4 separate regions of the Mus musculus genome follow, and all the other regions are linked to region 3. The links are chromatin contacts, found by Hi-C or POLR2A ChIA-PET in ENCODE. All regions are on one chromosome and are shown on one strand. Each heading gives the region's core, a stretch centred on a gene start or an enhancer-like site at or near the end of the contact. The rest is flanking DNA. Distances are from core to core; before and after follow the strand shown. Region 1 holds the start of Usp5 (ubiquitin specific peptidase 5 (isopeptidase T)). Region 2 holds the start of Spsb2 (splA/ryanodine receptor domain and SOCS box containing 2). Region 3 holds the start of Gapdh (glyceraldehyde-3-phosphate dehydrogenase). Region 4 holds the start of Cd9 (CD9 antigen).

The links. Hi-C counts contacts between places; a loop is a spot of excess contacts on that map. ChIA-PET counts read pairs that join two places held with the same protein, here RNA polymerase II (POLR2A).
Region 1: POLR2A ChIA-PET joins it to region 3 with 62 read pairs in embryonic stem cell. The contact joins the promoter of Usp5 here to the promoter of Gapdh in region 3. POLR2A ChIA-PET finds 5 or more read pairs at or near these places in 4 of 5 experiments (Patski and embryonic stem cell).
Region 2: POLR2A ChIA-PET joins it to region 3 with 16 read pairs in embryonic stem cell. The contact joins the promoter of Spsb2 here to the promoter of Gapdh in region 3. POLR2A ChIA-PET finds 5 or more read pairs at or near these places in 4 of 5 experiments (Patski and embryonic stem cell).
Region 4: POLR2A ChIA-PET joins it to region 3 with 10 read pairs in embryonic stem cell. The contact joins the promoter of Cd9 here to the promoter of Gapdh in region 3. A Hi-C loop is called at or near these places in 1 of 37 maps with a recorded cell type or tissue (T-helper 1 cell). POLR2A ChIA-PET finds 5 or more read pairs at or near these places in 4 of 5 experiments (Patski and embryonic stem cell).

The regions. Positions count from the first base shown.
Region 1 is chr6:124,827,307-124,832,309 of GRCm38, forward strand. Usp5 (ubiquitin specific peptidase 5 (isopeptidase T)) reads right to left here and starts at 2,178. Exons shown (of 20, transcript NM_001326594.1): 1 at 1,979-2,178. The coding sequence starts at 2,089. It overlaps Cdca3 (cell division cycle associated 3), which reads left to right and starts at 2,870. Exons shown (of 6, transcript NM_013538.5): 1 at 2,870-2,967; 2 at 3,197-3,344; 3 at 4,056-4,182; 4 at 4,840-5,003. The coding sequence starts at 3,225.
Region 2 is chr6:124,807,303-124,812,082 of GRCm38, forward strand. Spsb2 (splA/ryanodine receptor domain and SOCS box containing 2) reads left to right here and starts at 1,616. Exons shown (of 3, transcript NM_013539.2): 1 at 1,616-1,728; 2 at 1,925-2,667; 3 at 2,967-3,314. The coding sequence starts at 2,004. The coding sequence ends at 3,097. It overlaps Tpi1 (triosephosphate isomerase 1), which reads right to left. Exons shown (of 7, transcript NM_009415.3): 5 at 4,580-4,665; 6 at 4,215-4,302; 7 at 3,284-4,085. The coding sequence ends at 3,967.
Region 3 is chr6:125,162,169-125,167,121 of GRCm38, forward strand. Gapdh (glyceraldehyde-3-phosphate dehydrogenase) reads right to left here and starts at 3,605. Exons shown (of 7, transcript NM_008084.3): 1 at 3,384-3,605; 2 at 3,103-3,143; 3 at 971-1,268; 4 at 675-872; 5 at 310-540; 6 at 44-225. The coding sequence starts at 3,125.
Region 4 is chr6:125,493,212-125,498,246 of GRCm38, forward strand. It overlaps Cd9 (CD9 antigen), which reads right to left and starts at 1,549. Exons shown (of 8, transcript NM_007657.4): 1 at 1,363-1,549. The coding sequence starts at 1,428. Gm26728 (a long non-coding RNA gene) reads left to right here and starts at 222. Exons shown (of 6, transcript XR_869432.2): 1 at 222-274; 2 at 2,553-2,690.

The DNA.
Region 1 (5,003 bases), core at 928-3,427, 340 kb before region 3:
CCTCCCAGGCCTGCCTGGGGTGACAGGTTTGTTGCCACCAAACCTGTTTGAGATATCCCAGAACAATCTGGCAACACTTGCTGAGAGAGCCAGACAACATAAAAGTCAAGAAGAACAGGGAAAATTAGTGCCCACCCTGAATCACAGCTGAGGAGGGAAAGACAGGCTCCCCTAAAACTAGGCCAGTCTTCCAATGTGTTTTTACGTGTGAGTGCCACTATAAGAGTGACAGAGCAAGTGGGAGAGGAAGCTGGAAAGGAGTCTTATCTCAGATCCAAGGCTTTGAGCCACAGGCATCCTCTTCCTGGGATATAAGTCTTAGAGGCCTTGAAATTTTCTCCACTGTGATAGTAAAGTTAGGACAGTATGGTATCTGAGGCAGTTAGTGGACCAGTAAATTACACTGCACCACTCCTAGAATAGTGTAGACCGCAGTGTTCATTAATAAAGCATTTCTCACCACAAAGCTTAGCTACACTCTCTTGCTTCCATAAAAAGAATGAGAAGATGATCTGACCAGCTTCAGTTTGTTACTACGTCAAGTAGGCTGGAGAGCCCTTGCCTCAGAATGAAAAAGGGAAGGTGCTGGAAAAATTACAAAACAAATAAACAAACAAAAACATTATTTTCCAGTCATATAAAGTACCAAGGAGAGACAAGAACAACTGTCTTGTCTTTAAGTGTAAACACTGACCCACTGATTTCTACCTTTCGTCCCTGGGAGGAAGGTGAGAACACTCAAGTAACTCTTCAGATGAAAATAAAAGGTGCTGGCTTCATCGCTGGTGGAAAACCGTGCCGGGCAATCATCCTTTACTTCTACTAAGGCCAACCTGAGAGAAGCAGAGCTTATCTGGGGCGCTGATCAAAGCCCAGCAAACCAAGCAAAGCACAAATCACAGGACTGGTCCTGAAGTGGGCATCACATTATGCTGCTATACTTGGCACTGGGGATGCATTAATGAAGCCTTTCCAGTCTGACTTGCAGTTTTCAGGCCATGAGCTGGTCTGGCTTAAAGCTCTGGGCAGGGCCCAACAACCGCTAGAGGGGAGGGGTGATGAAGGGGGCGGATCCCAACCAAACTGCGGCCCTTTCAGTTAGGGCCTGAAGGCTCCTCTCTGGCTGAAGATGACACAGGAAGGCAGAACTGCAGGAAGGGAGGTACAAGGTGGAGCCTGCAGAACGTGAAGCACGGTGTGGGTGGCGGCTTTGTCTAACTAGACAAGAGTGGGAGCAAGACGAGAAAGGGGCCTTAGCATCCTCCAAAGAAACCCTTTCTAAGGAATACTTGAGAGAGGGGTTGTCTCGGCAACCTGTGAAGGACGGAGGAATGGGAGGGGTCGCGGCTATAGTTCACTTCAAAGGAAAAAACGACTAGAACTCTCCATTGGGTATTTTTCCTCCTCCCTGACCAATGGCCCACCTCCTCATCCCCTGTCCAAATTAACCACTAGTGGAGGCTATTTAACTCAGTGTTTCTCTAAATCGGACTTCTTCACAGATTGGCATCCTCTTCCAGACTAGAAGCTGCAGGATACATACCTTCCCAATCTCAACCCTTGCCCTGAACAGCGGGGAGTCGCCCCTACTCCTCCCACATGAAACTACAAAACCCGGAGAGCCCTGCGCAACGTGCAAGGCCACATTCAAGGGTTTTTCTGGGAGTCGCCTGGGGGATGTAGTTCGCCGTACGGGTTACAATTCGAACTTAGAATAGGAACTAGGGACATGGCCAACTACAATGCCCATAATGCTTCACGAGACCAGGAGTGGGCAAGGCGAGAGCTGTAGCTTCCGGGAGTGGTAGTCATACTACAGCTACAGAGAATGAAAAGCAAAAGCAGAGAGGTATGGAGAAAACTACAAGTCCCAGGGTGCATCGCAAGGAGGCGGTAGCCCAAGGTTTGCAGGCCTGGCCGAATGACCAGGGCAATGGAAGGAAGTCGTGGTCGTCGCGGGCGTGGGGAATGGGCTTACCGGCGTGTCGAAAGAGAAAGCGCACTCGTCTTTATGGACCCGGTCTCCCGCCTTGGGGACACGGATCGTCGGTAACACTGACAGCAGCGCCTCTTCACTCAGCTCCGCCATGACACCGGCAGCAGCTCCTCCTCACACAGCAGCTCCCACTGTACCTAGTACCGCCCCCCTCCGTCTCTCGCATCCAATGAGCGCGACTCAGTGTGCGCATGCGCTAAAGGCAAGACGCGCGAGATCGGCAGTTGGACCCAGCCTGCCTCCTGGCGCTCCACCCTCTGCCCCCACTCAGCGAATACCAATAAAAAGCGCCGCGGGTACAACTGATGGCCGAAAGGACCAATCCTGCTCTCCCAGGGCAAGTGCTCATGTGGCGGTTCCAGGAGGGCTGGGAGTTGCAGGAGCTGTGATTCAAGGACTCTAGAATGCCTTACGTGCAGAGCAGAAACTGTGAATTGTTTAAACGCATTGATTACTGAAACTTTGCCAAGGACTCGTCCAATCAGAAAGCACTTGTCTTGGTATTTGAAAAGCAGTAGTCAATGAGGCGATTTTGAGAGATGCGTGATAACTCCGTCAACCAATAAGGATGGCTGTTTCGCTTTAGACAAACCATATTAACTCCGTCTCCAGCTGGCTTTGTGCATACAGTCTGATAACTCATTCTATTTTGTTTAATGAAACAGAAAGGCCGAGTGGCACCCATCAAGTCCACCGCTGTCAGGCTGATACTAAACAAAAGTCCCCAGCTCACGGAGCCACCACCGGAGGGCAAGCCAGTCCTCAGCCCATTGGCCAGTCCTCATGATAGACATCCTTCAGACCAATGGCTTTCTGCTCCGGAAGGCGCATTTTCCACAACTGGCCTATGAGAGTCTGCTTCGGCTTAGCCAATAGGGTCGGGGCAGGGGGCGTGGAGGGAAGTTTGAAACTCCGGGCTTTGGGAGTTATTTCTCTAGCTGGTGTTCGGGCAGAGGTCGAGCTGGGGCCCGGTAAGTAATGTGAATGAATTAGTGGTTAAATACGAAGGCTCCCGCAGACCTGACTGCTCTGTTAAAAATCTCCATTCGTTATCCTTGCAGAGTTCTCTGGGCTAGCGACCCGGAGGTTCCTCTGCTGGAAGCTGGGAAGATCGGGTGGGTATGGGGTCAGAGGTCCGACACGGAAGCAGTAAGCTCTGAGTCTCTTCTGACGGACGTCCCTTCCTCTGCATCTGCACAGCCGGGCCCCGTCCCCAGCCCCAGTGGAGATGGGTTCGACTCAGAGCGTCTCAGGCACTCCAGCACGGCCTCTGCCACGCAACAAGCAAGTGGCTCGAGTAGCAGACCCTCGTTCACCTAGTGCTGGCATCCAGCGCACTCCTATTCAGGTATACTGGGCTGGGCTGGGGAATGCAGGGAGGCTGTCTGGATGCGGGCCTCTGCCTAGCTTGTTTACATGAGCCCTCATTCCCACTGCCACTGGAACCCTACTTTCTCCATCCCTCCCCCTTTTATTATTTATTTTTGAGGCTCTAATATAATCTTGTCATATCTGCCTGTCCCTCCCTCCAAACCCTTCCGTATACCCCTCCTTGCTGTCTTTCAAATACATGATCTCTTTTTTCATTAGCTGACTTTCTGCCTTTTTTTTTTTTTTTTTTTTTTAAAGACGGGGTCTCACCATGTAGCCCTGTCACAATGGAGACCAGGTTGGCCTCAAACATATAGAGATCCTCCTGCCTCCCAAGTACTGAGATAAAAGGCATGTGCCATTACCGTGCCTGGCAACTTTCTGCATTCTTTAACCTGCACTGGGCAGTCGCAGGTCTGGCTAGAAATATGGGGAGGAGATAAAGGTCAGGGCCCAGACTTTTTTTTTTTTTTAAAGATTTATTTATTTATTTTGTATATGAGTACCCTGTTGCTGTCTTCAGACACACCAGAAGAGGGCATCAGATCCCATTACAGATGGTTGTGAACCACCATGTGGTTGCTGGGAATTGAACTCAGGACCTCTGGAAGAACAGCCAGTGCTCTTAACCGCTGAGCCATCTCTCCAGCCCAGGGCCCAGACTTATTCTAACCTGTGGTATTGACAGGTAGAGAGCTCTCCACAGCCAAGCCTACCAGCAGAACAGCTGAACGGTCTCAAACAGGCACAAGACCCAGATCCCCGCTCTCCTACTCTTGGCATTGCACGGACACCCATGAAGATCAGTGGTCCAGGCAAGTGATGGGCTCAGGGGGTGCCTGAAACTGACACCTATTCTAGGGTGCTTTCACCACCATTTTTGTTTTACTGGGTTGTTGTTGTTGTTGTTGTTGTTGTTTATTTATTTGGTTTTTTTTTGTCTGGGGTTTTAACCAAAGGTCTTAAGCATGCCAGGGTTTCTATCCTCCTGTATGGGACCTTTCTCACTTAAAAACATTTTCTAACACAGATTTGGGGGTGGGGGTGGAGGCCCACACCTGGCACAGTTCACATGTGAAGGTCAGAGGACAATTTGAGGGAGTCAGTTCTCCCCTTCTACGTGTAGCTTCTTGGCCTCCAACTAGGGCCATCAGGTTTGCTAACAAGCTCCTTTGTCCGCTGATCGGCTGTTTTTGTCTTTTCCCATTTTCTTTTTAAGTCAAGGCCTCCCGTTGTATCCCAGGCTGGCCTGGAACTTGAGGCAATCCTACTTCAGTACTGGAGTGCTAGAATTGTACCTGGCCGGGACGCCACCCAGCGCTTATCTCCGATCTTCTCCAGATCATTTTCCCCCCATCCTGGTTTCCCCCTTCCCGCTCCCCTTCGCTCTGAGCAGGAGCCCGACGCCCCCTTATCTTCCCCTCCTTGATTTGGATCGGGAAGCTGCAGCTTCTCGGCCTTCTTTCCTCCAGACCCTCAGTGCTCACTGGTGAAAGAGCTGAGCGAAGTATTGGAGACAGAAGCGTCGGAATCGATTTCCTCCCCAGAGCTTGCTCTGCCCCGGGAAACGCCTTTATTTTATGACCTGGACCTGTCTTCAGATCCTCAGTTATCCCCTGAGGACCAGTTACTGCCT
Region 2 (4,780 bases), core at 366-2,865, 360 kb before region 3:
TCAGAAATCCACCTGCCTCTGCCTCCTGAGTGCTGGGATTAAAGGCGTGCAGCACCATGTCCAACTGGCATTTTCTCAATTAAGGTTCGTTCCTTTCAGATAACTCTAGGTTCTGGGTCAAGCTGACACAAGGCTACACAGCACAGTTTGTATGCCACATTCAGTTCAGAAGACACCCAACCTCCCTGGAACTGGAACTTATGCACATTTGTGAGCTTCCACTTGGGAGTGGGAACCTGAACTGGGTCCTCTGCAAGAGCAGCCGTGCTCTTAACTGCTGAGCCATTTCAGCAGCCTCACATCAGAATTAAGTTAAAATTAGCCGGGTATGAATCATACCCTTAGAATCCTAGCATCTGAAAGCAGAGCTAAGAGAAACAGGGATTCAAGACCAGCTCTTGGCTACAGAGCCCGTCCTGTCCTAGGATGGGCTACAAGAGACTATTTCAAAGCCATCCAAACAACAATAACTACAACAACAACAAGGTTAAAATTAGGCTGGGCACAGGGTACACACCTTTAATGCCAACACTCAGGAGGCAGAGGCAGGCTGATCAGTGTGAGTTTGAGTTCAACGTGGTCTACATAGGGAGTTCTAGGCCAGCAGAGGTTACAGTCTCTCTCTCTCTCTCTCTCTCTCTCTCTCTCTCACACACACACACACACACACACACACACACACACACACACACGGTGGCATTATGGGATTTTTTTGGGATAAGGTTTCTCTGTCTAGCCCTGGCATAGATTCACTCTGTAGACTAGGCTAGCCTTGAACTCAGAGATCCGCCTGCCTCTGCCTCCCAAGTGCTGGGATTATAGGTGTTGCACCACCACTGCCCAGCCACTTTGGGATTTTTGAACTGTTATCAAGAGGCTTTCGAGGAGGTCAAACTTCAACAGCAACCTCTCCATGATAATGTAGCTAATGATCAAACGACACTCAAAACTAACCCTTAAAGCACACATCCACCAGACAGCGTGCCCACTCGTAGTTCCATTACTCAGGAGGCTGAAGCAGGAGGATGAAGGACTAAGGCTTCAGCAACCTAGGGAGCCGCAGGGGACAGTAGTCTCAATCCCTACATTCTCCTGAACACAGGAGCAGGAGTTCAGGAAGGGTGTCAAGGCCGCTTACTGATCTTAGGGCCTCAGGAATGACTAGCTCAGGCAGAGAGAGCAAAGGTCTCCAGTGGAGAAGTCTACACACACACACACACACACACACACACACACACACACACAGAATCCAAGGCGATGACGTCATCAAAGGGTTAATTCTAGTCTGGGATGGGGGGGAGGGTGGGGCACGCAGCTGTCAGGTGGCTTTGGAAAAATAAACTGCTGAAGAGTCTGACGCCAGGGAGTCCTGGGAGGGACAAGAGGTTACCCACTCAAAGAGTGTGCTCCACAAAGCATGCGCGCTTGTCCACGTCTGGAGTCGTCACTTATTTTTTGCCTGGATTCTTTGTAGCCGGTGGGTTCTCAAGGCGGTAAGTGGTGTGGCCGCCGTGGTCTGGGAGGTGACGATAGGGTTAATCGTCCACAGAGCCCAGGGGCGGAGCGCGGGCGGGCGTCCGCAGCCCCGCTGGAGCCGGAAGCAGTGGCTGGTCAGGGGCGCTTCTAGCCTTCCCTATCTGTACTTCCACAGAGGTCTCTGCGAGCTAGGGGGACAGTGAGGTGCGGGGTAGGGGCCCGGCGTTAGAGCCAGCAAGGGGACGGTTCACGGTAAGGTCTGAGGGAGAGAGAGCTCCTGAGAAACTTGGGGGGCGCGACACAGATAGGGTGAAAGCAGAGTGATAGACCTGGGATGGTTAGGGGACCAAGGGAAGACCAGGCTGGTTGGCATACACCGGTGAACGGATGGGAGTCCTAGGGAAAGATGATGCGCCTAACAGTCCTTTCTGTCTCCACACCACTCCAGGGGACGATCCGGAGCTCAACTTTCAAAAGCGAGACGCCCCAGCAAGCCTGTTTTGAGAAGTTCTTCAGCGGCTCTCCTCATGGGCCAGACGGCCCTGGCAAGGGGCAGCAGCAGCACCCCTACCTCGCAGGCTCTGTACTCGGACTTCTCTCCTCCCGAGGGCTTGGAGGAGCTCCTGTCTGCTCCCCCTCCTGACCTGGTTGCCCAACGGCACCACGGCTGGAACCCCAAGGATTGCTCCGAGAACATCGATGTCAAGGAAGGGGGTCTGTGCTTTGAGCGGCGCCCTGTGGCCCAGAGCACTGATGGAGTCCGGGGGAAACGGGGCTATTCGAGAGGTCTGCACGCCTGGGAGATCAGCTGGCCCCTGGAGCAAAGGGGCACACACGCCGTGGTGGGCGTGGCCACCGCCCTCGCCCCGCTGCAGGCTGACCACTATGCGGCGCTTTTGGGCAGCAACAGCGAGTCCTGGGGCTGGGATATTGGGCGGGGAAAATTGTATCATCAGAGTAAGGGCCTCGAGGCCCCCCAGTATCCAGCTGGACCTCAGGGTGAGCAGCTAGTGGTGCCAGAGAGACTGCTGGTGGTTCTGGACATGGAGGAGGGGACTCTTGGCTACTCTATTGGGGGCACGTACCTGGGACCAGCCTTCCGTGGACTGAAGGGGAGGACCCTCTATCCCTCTGTAAGTGCTGTTTGGGGCCAGTGCCAGGTCCGCATCCGCTACATGGGCGAAAGAAGAGGTGAGATACGGACTAGGTGTGGGGAGATCACTACTCTTGGCAATGGTTTGGGCTGGAAACTCATGGTTGGAGCACAGGAAGTAGGCTTCTTGTCACTTTGGCCTGTCACTTAGATGGCCTTGGATCTAGCTTCACTCCCAATCCCTATTGGATGTGATGCACAAATTCAGAGCCTTTGGGTCTCCCTCAGCTGAGGTGGCGGTGGAAATGGAGGAAGAAGGAAGGGTGCCTGAGCAGGATCTCAAGTTCAAGGATGCCTGGAGTTGCTTACTTACCTTGTCTTCCTTCTCTCTCCGCAGTGGAGGAACCACAATCCCTTCTGCACCTGAGCCGCCTGTGTGTGCGCCATGCTCTGGGGGACACCCGGCTGGGTCAAATATCCACTCTGCCTTTGCCCCCTGCCATGAAGCGCTATCTGCTCTACAAATGACCCAGTAGTACAGGGTGTGCTGGCACCCTACCGTGGGGACAGGTGGAGAGGCACCCGCTGGCCTAGACAACTTTAAAAAGCTGGTGAAGCTGGGGGGGGGGGGCTGGACCCCTTCACCTCCCCTTCTCACAGGAGCAAGACATATAGAAATGATATTAAACACCATGGCAGCCTGGGACAAAGAGGTTTTTGAAGTAAAAAATGAGATGTATTGTCACAACCTGTTTCATTATTGTTTTTTGTTTTGTTTTACACTCCCCCACCCCAGGCTAGAGCCCCATCACTGTCTTAAGGAATTATGACAACCCACAAAGCTCAGGCCCAGGTGTTTATTTCCCTTACATGTAGGATGGTTCACAAACACAATACAGGGGCTTTGGCACCGTGGGGGAGGGGACTATCCCAGGCCTCTTAGGGTCTCATGTATACCGAATTCAGACCCGAAAGCTCTGAATTTCTGCATCAGACATCCAGTAGAACTTGGGAGTGAAGCTAGAGCCAAGGCCATCTAAGTGACAGGCCAAAGTGACACGAAGCCCACTTCCTGTGCTCCAACCATGAGTTTCCAGCCCAAACCAATGGAAGGTGATTTCACTTGTCAGGGCCCAAAGGGACAGTCAGTTCTACTCCCTCCCCTCACTAGGAGCCACCTTGGTGACAGTTGATTCTACCCACTGTAAGTGGTAAAGGGATTGGCCTGGTCCCAACCATAATAGGGCGGTGGAAACGGCTCAGGAGGGTACAGCGTGGATTAGGCCACAAGATGGGGCAGATGATGTCATCAGAAGCATGTGACCGGTGGGAGCAGTTACTAAACTTCTGGGCAACCTAGTCCATGCTATGCAGGCAGGTAGAGGGATGGGCAGTGCTCATTGTTTGGCATTGATGATGTCCACAAATTCAGGCTTGAGAGATGCGCCACCCACAAGGAAGCCGTCCACGTCAGGCTGGCTTGCCAGCTCTTTGCAGGTTGCTCCAGTCACAGAACCTGTACCAGGAACAAGAAGACAGTTTGGTCAGGTCTATGATCAGAACACTTAAGCCCCACCTCTCTGTGCAAGGCAGCCTCAGTCTGTCTTAGCCCATTTCCGTCTTAGCTAGAGCCAAAGCCACTCACCTCCATAAATGATCCGGGTGCTCTGAGCCACCCCATCATTGACATTGGATTTCAGCCATCCCCGGAGCTTCTCGTGTACTTCCTGTGCCTAGAAGGAGGAGGCAGAGCTACTAAGTAAGCTCCTTCCTATCTATCATTCAAGGAGTAAAAACCACTGGTTCTCACATAGAGTTGAGTTTCCAGAAAAGCCCCGGGACCAGAGAGTGGCAAGGCTCCAATCCCACCAGGCTTGGAATGAACATTTTTGGCAAAGTCACTCTCCTTGGTGAGTTTGGGGGCCCTCTGTCTCTAAAGGGGCTTGGATGGGCTCCATAGCTGTGTGAGTCTGTTAAAGCCGGACAGGCTGAGGAGCTCTGGGTAGTTACCTGCTGAGGGGTTGCCGTCTTGCCAGTCCCAATGGCCCACACAGGTTCATAGGCCAGGACCACCTTGCTCCAGTCTTTCACATTATCTGTGGGGCAGAGAGGAGAGTGAGTAGGAAGGAGCTGACCCGCCAAGCTCTCCTGTTATAACAGTTATGGCCTACAGCCCCTGGTGGGCTTCTCCTTCCCCCTTTTAGAAACAAC
Region 3 (4,953 bases), core at 2,355-4,854:
CCCCCAGTTGCTCTTAAAAGTCAGGTTTCCCATCCCCACATACCAGGAAATGAGCTTGACAAAGTTGTCATTGAGAGCAATGCCAGCCCCGGCATCGAAGGTGGAAGAGTGGGAGTTGCTGTTGAAGTCGCAGGAGACAACCTGGTCCTCAGTGTAGCCCAAGATGCCCTTCAGTGGGCCCTCAGATGCCTGCTTCACCACCTTCTTGATGTCATCATACTTGGCCTGATAAGAACAAACCCCAAAATGACTATCCTTGTCCCAAGTCACTGTCACACCAGAGACAAGCCCAGCTCTCCCCATACATACAGGTTTCTCCAGGCGGCACGTCAGATCCACGACGGACACATTGGGGGTAGGAACACGGAAGGCCATGCCAGTGAGCTTCCCGTTCAGCTCTGGGATGACCTTGCCCACAGCCTTGGCAGCACCAGTGGATGCAGGGATGATGTTCTGGGCAGCCCCACGGCCATCACGCCACAGCTTTCCAGAGGGGCCATCCACAGTCTTCTGGGTGGCAGTGATGGCATGGACTGTGGTCTAGAAAACACGGGGGCAATGAGTGAGGTCCTGCACGGCACCCCTCTACCCAAAAGGGACACCTACAAAGAAGGGTCCACTCATGGCAGGGTAAGATAAGAAATGCATGAGCTGTCTCCCCACTGCCTACATACCATGAGCCCTTCCACAATGCCAAAGTTGTCATGGATGACCTTGGCCAGGGGGGCTAAGCAGTTGGTGGTGCAGGATGCATTGCTGACAATCTTGAGTGAGTTGTCATATTTCTCGTGGTTCACACCCATCACAAACATGGGGGCATCGGCAGAAGGGGCGGAGATGATGACCCTTTTGGCTCCACCCTTCAAGTGGGCCTGTTTAAGGGAAAGAAGTTGATTTCAGACTCAGTTCTTGGTTTTCAGGTTGCACCATATCAAGGGTGCCCGTCACCTTCAGCTTTCCGGCCACTTACCCCGGCCTTCTCCATGGTGGTGAAGACACCAGTAGACTCCACGACATACTCAGCACCGGCCTCACCCCATTTGATGTTAGTGGGGTCTCGCTCCTGGAAGATGGTGATGGGCTTCCCGTTGATGACAAGCTTCCCATTCTCGGCCTTGACTGTGCCGTTGAATTTGCCGTGAGTGGAGTCATACTGGAACATGTAGACCATGTAGTTGAGGTCAATGAAGGGGTCGTTGATGGCAACAATCTCCACTTTGCCACTGCAAATGGCAGCCCTGGTGACCAGGCGCCCAATACGGCCAAATCTGAAAGACAAGAAACAGGGGAGCTGAGATCAGAACTCCTCATGGGTCTGTAGTGAGCCCCAGGCTATCTCATGTTCTTCAGAGTGGAATACTGTTGCACCATAGGTGTGGAGAACCTGCAGCCATCAGCTATGCACGTACCACAACAAAGGTACAAGCCTTTATGCAGACACAGTACATTAGAAATGTATGCATCAGGAAGTTCATGTTTTGTTCAGAATTCCCTTTAATAAAGCTAGTTGAATGCTTGGATGTACAACCCAAATATAGACTGTTCCCACCCTAGAAAGTCCAAAGAGATCTAATTTTATATTCTTTGAGCAGCCGAGGCCTGGCAGGGCTTTTATAGCACGGTTATAAAGTGGAGGTTTCTTTCCTGTCCAAGAGGTGATTGCTTGCCCAGCAAACCTCCTCCAAGTCATTCTAAGTCTCTTAAGAAGTGGCAGTTTGCCCCAGTCTGGGTACAAGCTTGGCACATCACCCCCATCACTCATGCCCTGGGAAGTTTGTTCCAGCATGGCTGGACTTCAGGCTACACCCCCTGGACAGGGCAGACCTGTGAACTCATTCATCAGCAAGCTCAAAGGGCAAGGCTAAAGGTCAGCGTGAGCAGCACAGGGCGGGCCCACCTGTGTCCTCCAAGTCCCTCGAACTAAGGGGAAAGACTGAGAAAACATGTGGGGGGTTTCCAACCCTAATCCCAGGGCTCGTTCGCGAAACACCTGTTCTTCTCGGGCAAAAATGAGAGCCGGAGCAACAGATGTGTGTAGGGGGAGCAGGGTGGAGAGCCCGCTCAGACCCCAGATCCAGAAAGGTCACACGGCTAAATTTAACCTCAGATCAGGGCGGAGTGGAGAGATCTGGTTTCTGGAGGATGGAACGGGGAGAAGGGCAGGATTCTGAGGCGCAGGGACACCCAATCCTCTTAATGACCTTTACATCCTGGCCTATAGGGCCTGGGTCAGTGCGAGGCTGTGATGGGAAGTGCAGGGGATGGAAGGGGCTGCTACTACAGGAGCCATTTTGTGGTGGAAAATTTCTTTTCAGAACCACCATGACTCAGCTCCCCATCCCACGGCTCTGCACTACGCCATAACTACCTCTGGGGTTGGGAGGTCAAGCGGACCTCTGTAAGTCCGCTTTGATTTTCAGAGAATAATCTAGAATACGCATTATGCCCGAGGACAATAAGGCTCAAGGGCTTTTAAGGCTAATAAGGTGAGACAGATTGTGAGGTAGAACTCTCTCGAGAGCACGGAAGCCTTGCATCACCTGGCCTACAGGATAAAGGACACTCCACCCAGCCGAGAGGAATGAGGTTAGTCACAAGCTAGGAAGAAGGAAGGCCTAAGCAAGATTTCATAACGGCGGTTCATTCATTTCCTTCCCGTTTGCAACATGGCGGCGGCCAGTTACCCTAAAGGAAGCCCAAGCCTGGGAGATGATGCGCAAAGGTATGCACCTCACAACGCCATGCCACCGACCCCGAGGAAGGGGGAGATGGGGGAGGGGCTTCCCTCCTGGCACGTGACTCCTCAGGGCGCGAAAGTAAAGAAAGAAGCCCCGGACTGGGGATTACGGGATGGGTCTGAACGGGCGCGTGGGGTTGTTCCTAATACTTAAGACTCCGGGCCGCTCATCCCCGCAAAGGCGGAGTTACCAGAGGTGCAGCAGCTGGGGGCCGCAAGTGCGAGCCATCGCCAGGTCCGAGCGCTGACCTTGAGGTCTCCTTGGGCGCTTCGGCCACCTCATCCACCTCCCCACAGTACTGCAGAGCCCCCGGGTCAGCAAGACCTGCGTAGGCAACGGAGCAGGGCCCCGCCCTGGAACTCACCCGTTCACACCGACCTTCACCATTTTGTCTACGGGACGAGGCTGCAGGAGAAGAAAATGAGATTAGCGTGGCCCGAAGGACACCAGGCAGTCCCCTCCCCCACCCCGCCTCCATTCCCGCCGTGCGCCCCATCACGTCCTCCATCATCCCCCCCCTGCAATGCGGAGCCTGGGTCCGGCTTGCACACTTCGCACCAGCATCCCTAGACCCGTACAGTGCCCACTCCCCTTCCCAGTTTCCGACTGTCCCCGGCCTCCTGCGGCCCACTCCGCGATTTTCACCTGGCACTGCACAAGAAGATGCGGCCGTCTCTGGAACAGGGAGGAGCAGAGAGCACCAGGGAGGGCTGCAGTCCGTATTTATAGGAACCCGGATGGTGGGGGGGAGCTGATGACGCGCGCCCCGCCTCCCGCCCTGCTTATCCAGTCCTAGCTCAAGGGCGCAGAGGCCTGAGCTACGTGCACCCGTAAAGCCGCGAGTAGCTGGGCCTCTCTCATTTCCCCTCCTCCCTCTCTTTGGACCCGCCTCATTTTTGAAATGTGCACGCACCAAGCGTGTGGGCTCCGAACTGATAGGGGGAGGGGAGCTGAGATTGCCCCGCTCAGGAGGTGACCGGGTGATGGTTCCCAGGATAGGACTCAGGGAATACAGACTATGAACTTAAGGACGAGGAGTCCTTGGAGTGTGCACCAAGGACATCCAGGACCCAGAGACCTGAATGCTGCTTCCCGAGTAAAATGGGAGAACAGGGGAAATGGAGAAGTGTGGGTCTCCCTGCCACTGCATCATCGAACCTCTCCCCATTATTGAAAAGGCTGCGGAAAAGTTGAGGATCTTCTCCTCGTTGTTCTTCGGTAGTGACACAGCAACCCCCCCCCCCGAAAAAAAAAAGAGTGGAAGAAAATGCCAGGGTGGGGGCACTTTTCCTCCCGCGGGAGCCCTCAGGAGCCCCATTTCCCTATCTGCCCCCCCCCCCCTCCTGGCTTCTGTCTTTGGCCAGAGGCCTGGCTTGTGTACCGCGCTGTGAGGGCAAGGGGGTGGCCAGGAAGACGCTTGAAAAGGAGATTGCTACGCCATAGGTCAGGATGCCCTGCAGCCTGGAAACCTGATAATTGAGACTTACAAACACTCTCCTGAGTTTACCTGATGAACCTAAGCTGGGACCCCGGGGTAAGGGCAGCATCCCTCTTAAGGGTTGAATTGGAGGAGGCTCAGAGGCCTCCTATAGTATCCCTCCTCGGAACCTGAGAGCTGCCCCGCCCAGGCTAGGAGACACTGCCCCTTTCACCCACTGTAGCCCCAGGGTGGAGAGTTGGGACGTGAGGGCGGAAGTCCCTCCCCATCCAGGGACGTGCTGACTGGCCCTGGAGCCAGGGACTCTCCTTTTTTGGCTGCCCTCGTGGACACAGGGTGAGATCAGTGAGGGGAGAACACAGGAGAGGAAATATTATACCCCTGAGCCAGGACAGGGAAGCCCCTAGCCTCTTGCCACAAGTGGAAGGGAGAAAAGGCATTCTTTGGTTTTATTTTGTCTTTTCGAGACCGGGATTCTTCACTCCGAAGGGTAGGGAGGCTGGGAAGGGTGGAAGGGCTTGGGAGCACTGTAGCAGGTGCAGGGCAGGGGGACTCTGGCGCCTCTTTGCTAGGCCAGTGCAACATGAAACCAGCCCCCTGCTCATCTAGCTCAAGAGCCTATTGCTAAGTTTAGCTGGCCTGGTGATAACCTTTGCTTAAAAGGCAGGGAGCACGCTGGGCTGCACCCCAAATCTAGTCTTGGCTCCTTGCCCTTCCAGATTGCCCTACCTCCTTGGGGCCCCAGAGCCAAGGCTGTGTTAGACTGACAGCTGTGTG
Region 4 (5,035 bases), core at 299-2,798, 330 kb after region 3:
ACTCCCCAAAGGACAGGGCGGGGTTGGGTGGGGCCAGCTGCCTTCAGACTTTGTTTTGTAACAAAGCGCTCAAGCTGATGAGTGGACCAAGCCAAGCCTGGGAGCTGGCTGCCTGTCTGCAGAACTGGGGAAACACAAGCAGGGAATGTCCTCTGACATCCTCTTAAGTTGTATGGGTGTGGTGGCTCCTAGAAACCCAGGGCAGTCTCTGCAGGTTGTGCAACACTTCCAAGCAACCCTGGAGAGTATTAAACCTTACAGTTGCTGGAAGATGGTGAGCATCCCGGTGGCCAGCTCCAAAGGGAATAGTGGACTTTTTAGTTGTTGTTGTTCAAAGTCTCTGGTGGCACAGGAGTTGCCTAGTTAAGCTCTTTCCTGATTGCCTGGGAGCAAATTCCGTCCATTTGTGTTTGGGAGTGTGCCCTCTCAGAATCAGGACAAAAGGGTCTTCCGTGTATTTCCTTGCTTCTGTCCCTGAGTTTTGGGAGAGTGGACACTCTCTTGTTGCCCTACCCAGAGGCCCATCTGTAGAGTCTACTAGCACCTGCCTCTGGACCCTCTGCAGGTGAACGGCCATTCCCCTTGGCCCCACCTGGACATTTTTAGAGCGAGGCTTCAAGCCCGCAGTACCTGATTACCTGGGAAATGCAGAAACACCGGATTTATCCCATCTAGAGGCGCCAATAGGCACCTTCCCCGCCTTCTTTTCTCTTAACTCTCCCAGAGTTCTCTACAGCCAAGATAGTTATCGCTCTTGAAAAAGAATCAAGACAATCTAGTCTTTCAGGTAGCTTAGAGAGAGGCATGGACGTTTTCAGTTGAGAGTTCAGGTCCTAAACAAGGAATGTCCGACCTCCAGGTGCAGGGAAGACTCCCCACACCCACTTCCTCTCCCTCCGTAGCACCCCTTGTCACTTGTGGGACCACCGAAGTGGGAGACGCTCGACTGCCCTGCTGGCAAGGAGCCTTGCGGGCCGGGGAGGGCATCGAGTTACTCGAAAAGGTTGCTCCGCTCCTCCCTCACTCCTCTCTCACACTCGGGGGTGCTCCGGGTGGGAGCAGGCACAGAGCCCATCTCAAATACTCGGCGGTAGAAGGACCCGGGAGCGAAGTGCACAGCCGGAGCCACCAGGACCCTCGGCTCTCCCACCCACTTGCTCCTCCCGCCCACCTGCCAGTCCCGCCTGGCCAGCTGGCAGCCGCTGCGCCTTTCTCTACTCGCCCGGAGTCCGCCTGGCGCGCGCAGTACCAGCGGCTCCCGGCGCTCTCGGCCGCCGGGACACTCTCCGCCCCGGACGCCGTCTCGGGCCTGAGAACAGGTGGCCTCGGAGAGGAGCGCGCCGACAGTCGCCTCTCACTCACCCAGAAGATGAAGTTAAATCCGAAGAGCAGGTATTTGATGCACTTGCTACCTCCTTTGACCGGCATGGTACAAGCTGGAGTTGCGTGGGACAAGAGGCACGAACGACTGGGACAGAAGGGACTCGACAACCGACTGAGACACGCTGCGGCTAGGGGCTGGCCTGAGGCTCCACTTTTAAAAAGTGCCACTCCTTACGGCGCTCGGCCAGCTGCTATGCGCATGTGCGGAGGGATGCCGACCCCGCCCCCCGGCCCACCTGCCCCGCCCATGCTCTAATCCCCTCCCCAGACCCAGGTTCTGGGACTTCGGTTTCACCCTCAGTGCAGAGCTCTCTCTGCACCTAACTTTTGCCGTCTGGTTTCTAAGATCCTCTTTCCCTCCATCTTCCTTCTTCCCACCGTCTCGGGGTCTTTCCGGACCTCCGTACCCGACTTCTTTTACGGGGAGTTAAGTGCCGGCCTCGCCTTTCCCGTTCATCCTAGTTCATCCTGGGCTCTGCATAAGAGCTCACGTTGGAAGACCCCCAAGGGCCATGTAATCTTAAGAACCTTTTCAGATTCCCGAGGCAAGTCTGCGAGCCCCTATTTGCCTGGCTTGCGTTCTCTCTGACACCTCCTTGTAAACCTTTCTGGACTGAACGCACTTAGTTGAGCACGGTGGCCGCTAGAATGTTCTAGGTGCTAATCTGAGCAGTTCTACTTTGCTCAGAAACTTTCTACGTTCAGAGACTTGAGTTGAAACCCTTCTTCATCCTGTATTTACTCCGTTCATTCCCTGCCACACCTGATGCCACACCCCTACTCTGCTGCGCCTCCATGCCTGCAGGGGTGTATGCTGGCCGCCCTGCCTCCTTGTGAAAATTCTATTGTGCTTTATTATTTTTTTTATTTAAATCTATTATTATTTTGAGACAGAGTCTTACTATGCTGTCCTATCTGGCTTGGAACGCCCTGTGTAAACCAGGCTGGCCTTGAACTCATAAAGATCTGTCTGCCTCTGCTGGGATGTGCCAATACGCCCAGCGATTTCATTTCTTTTGAAGTAGGATTTAGCCGTTTGTAGACCTACTGACCCGGAATTTGCTTATGTAGCTCAGGCTATCTTCAACTCCAGTCCTCCTGCCAGAGCGGTTCAGGCCACCACGTCCTGCTCTGTGACTCTCTAAATTCTTTCTTGATTTTTTCAACAGGGTGAAGAGGCCCTTCTCAATATCCTTTACAGTTTTCTCTTCCTCACCCCTGCAGGAAGTTTCCTTAGCATTCTTCATTGCAAAAGCAAACCGTACTTATTACAGAAACATCAGAAAATATCAGAAAGCAAAAAGAATGTGAGTTAAAATTTTTTTTCCTGGGTTAAAGTACGTTGGAGGCCAACGCCACAGGAGACCCGGTCCCCAAAAACAAAAAATAAAAACAAGAAACTTTTTCACATAGCAAACCCAGCTCTGTTAGCATAGCACAGCTCTTGTTTTACTGTTTATCAGTAGACTGGCTTCACTATTTATCAGTAAGTAGACTGATTCATTAATAGACCCAGTTAAAAACCTTTTTTTTTTTTTTCCCACAGTTTAGTTTAGAAAGGTTCTTCACTGGGGAACAGGAGTCGAAAGCAACACATTCTGTCTTCCCTGAAGCAGCTTAGGAGTTGGAAGAAGGACGCAGGCAGGAGACTTGGAGGGTGTGTGTGGTCAACTTAGGGGTCTCTTGAGAGCTCTCACAAAGTAAGTGTTACAATCAGGGAAGCCTGGCAGAGCTGGGGCTCCCGTGGTCTTCTGGAGAGAGCTGGTGAGGACCTTGTCCTCTGAGAGTGAAGGTGAACCCCGGGAGTGTCAGGTGAACCCCTTGACTGTGTGTGGGCACGGGACAAGAGGGCAGCCTGCAAGTGCTGTGCGGTTAGGGACCCTTGTTTGTATCTCCACTCCCTGGTGTAAAACCTTGGGGCACTGGACAGAAAATCCGAATGCATTTGAGGAGGTGCGGTTAGGTAAAATGAAAAATGGAGCTCCGTTAGGGGGTGTGACCAGTTTGGGACCTATGGGAAGGTAGGAGCGGCAATGGGACCTAAAAGTCTGCCGAGGAGTCATGTGGGAGCCAGAGGGAGAGTCTGAGCAGAAGCCGAATCTCTAAGAGCTTCTTTCGCTTCTTCTAAATTTTCTTAGTTTTACCACGTTATTCTTGTTGAGTGTAGTGCCATGAAGGCACCTTTATCCACGGATAGGGGTTCGAGAGACCCTAACAGGCAATTCTGTGGACATCCCCGAGTCAATCTGAGCTAGGCCCCACGCAGGCGCTATCTATGACTTTGGAAGTCAGGAGGCATCAGCGGAGCAGAGAGTGGCCATCCAGGAGGAGCTGTGTGTGAGGGCCTAGAAACACAAAGACATGGCAACTGTCTGTGCCAGGGAAGCTACTGGCTGTGGGGGAGCGAGGGCAGAGGACAAGGAAGGAGGCAGAGCTGGGATAGGGAGAAAATAAGGTCTCCTTGTACTGTTCTGGTGGGAGTCCATCCATCTTAAGAGAACAGTTCTATTTTTGTTTGTTTGTTTGTTTTTTCGAGACAGGGTTTCTCTGTGTAGCCCTGGCTGTCCTGGAACTCACTCTGTAGACCAGGCTGGCCTCGAACTCAGAAATCCGCCTGCCTCTGCCTCCCTAGTGCTGGGACTAAAGGCATGTGCCACCACGCCTGGCAAGAGAACAGTTCTAAAGAAAAGGTTTTATCTCCTTGTACTCCCTCCCCCACCATGGGAGAGTGGGGTTCAGTAAACATTTGTGTCCACATCAGAACCTGCTCTGGATAGCGGTGACTGCTGAAGAGACTCTCCCCCAGCCCACTGCCATCACTATTATGGTTGATCTCCAAGAAACAGCCTAAGACCCCATTACATAGAATCATGGATTCCTTTTTTTAAAAAGATTTATTTATTCATTATATGTAAATACACTATAGCTGTCTTCAGACACTCCAGAAAAGGGCGTCAGATCTCATTATGGATGGTTGTGAGCCACCATGTGGTTGCTGGGGATTAAACTCAGGACCTTGGGAAGAGCAGTTGGTGCTCTTAACCTCTGACCCATCTTTCCAGCCCCCTCATGGGTCCCACCCCCCATTTTTGTTTTTGTTTTTGTTTTTGAGACAGGGTTTCTCTGTGTAGTCCTGGCTGTCCTGGAACTCACTCTGTAGACCAGGCTGACCTCGAACTCAGAAATCTGCCTGCCTCTGCCTCCCAAGTGCTGGGATTAAAGGCGTGCGCCACCACTGCCTGGCTGGATTCCTTTCTTTTAAAAAAATTATTTTTCACTTGTTTGCTTATTTTAAAAGAGTCTCAGTGTTGTCTTAAAGTGGAAATCCTCCTGCCGGAGATCCCAGGCCCACACAAAGATGTTCCCTTATACGACAAAAGCCCTGAACCTGGAGTTGAGGGTCTTGGTCCCTACTCTGTGGTTTATTTGGAAGGGTTACCTCCTGTCTTGGGACTCTGGTCTTCTATGGTGTAGTGATGTTCTGGGCCAAAGTGTGTTTGTTACAAAAGCTTCATGCTGCAGGCAACCAGGAAAAGGGAGGAATGGAAAAAATGTGGTTTGCTTTAACTAGAAGAGGAAAATGTGGGTAAGCCCTTGAGTCAGCGATCACATGGCGGCAGCCAGACCTTCCAGGCTTTTATAGAGTTGGGAC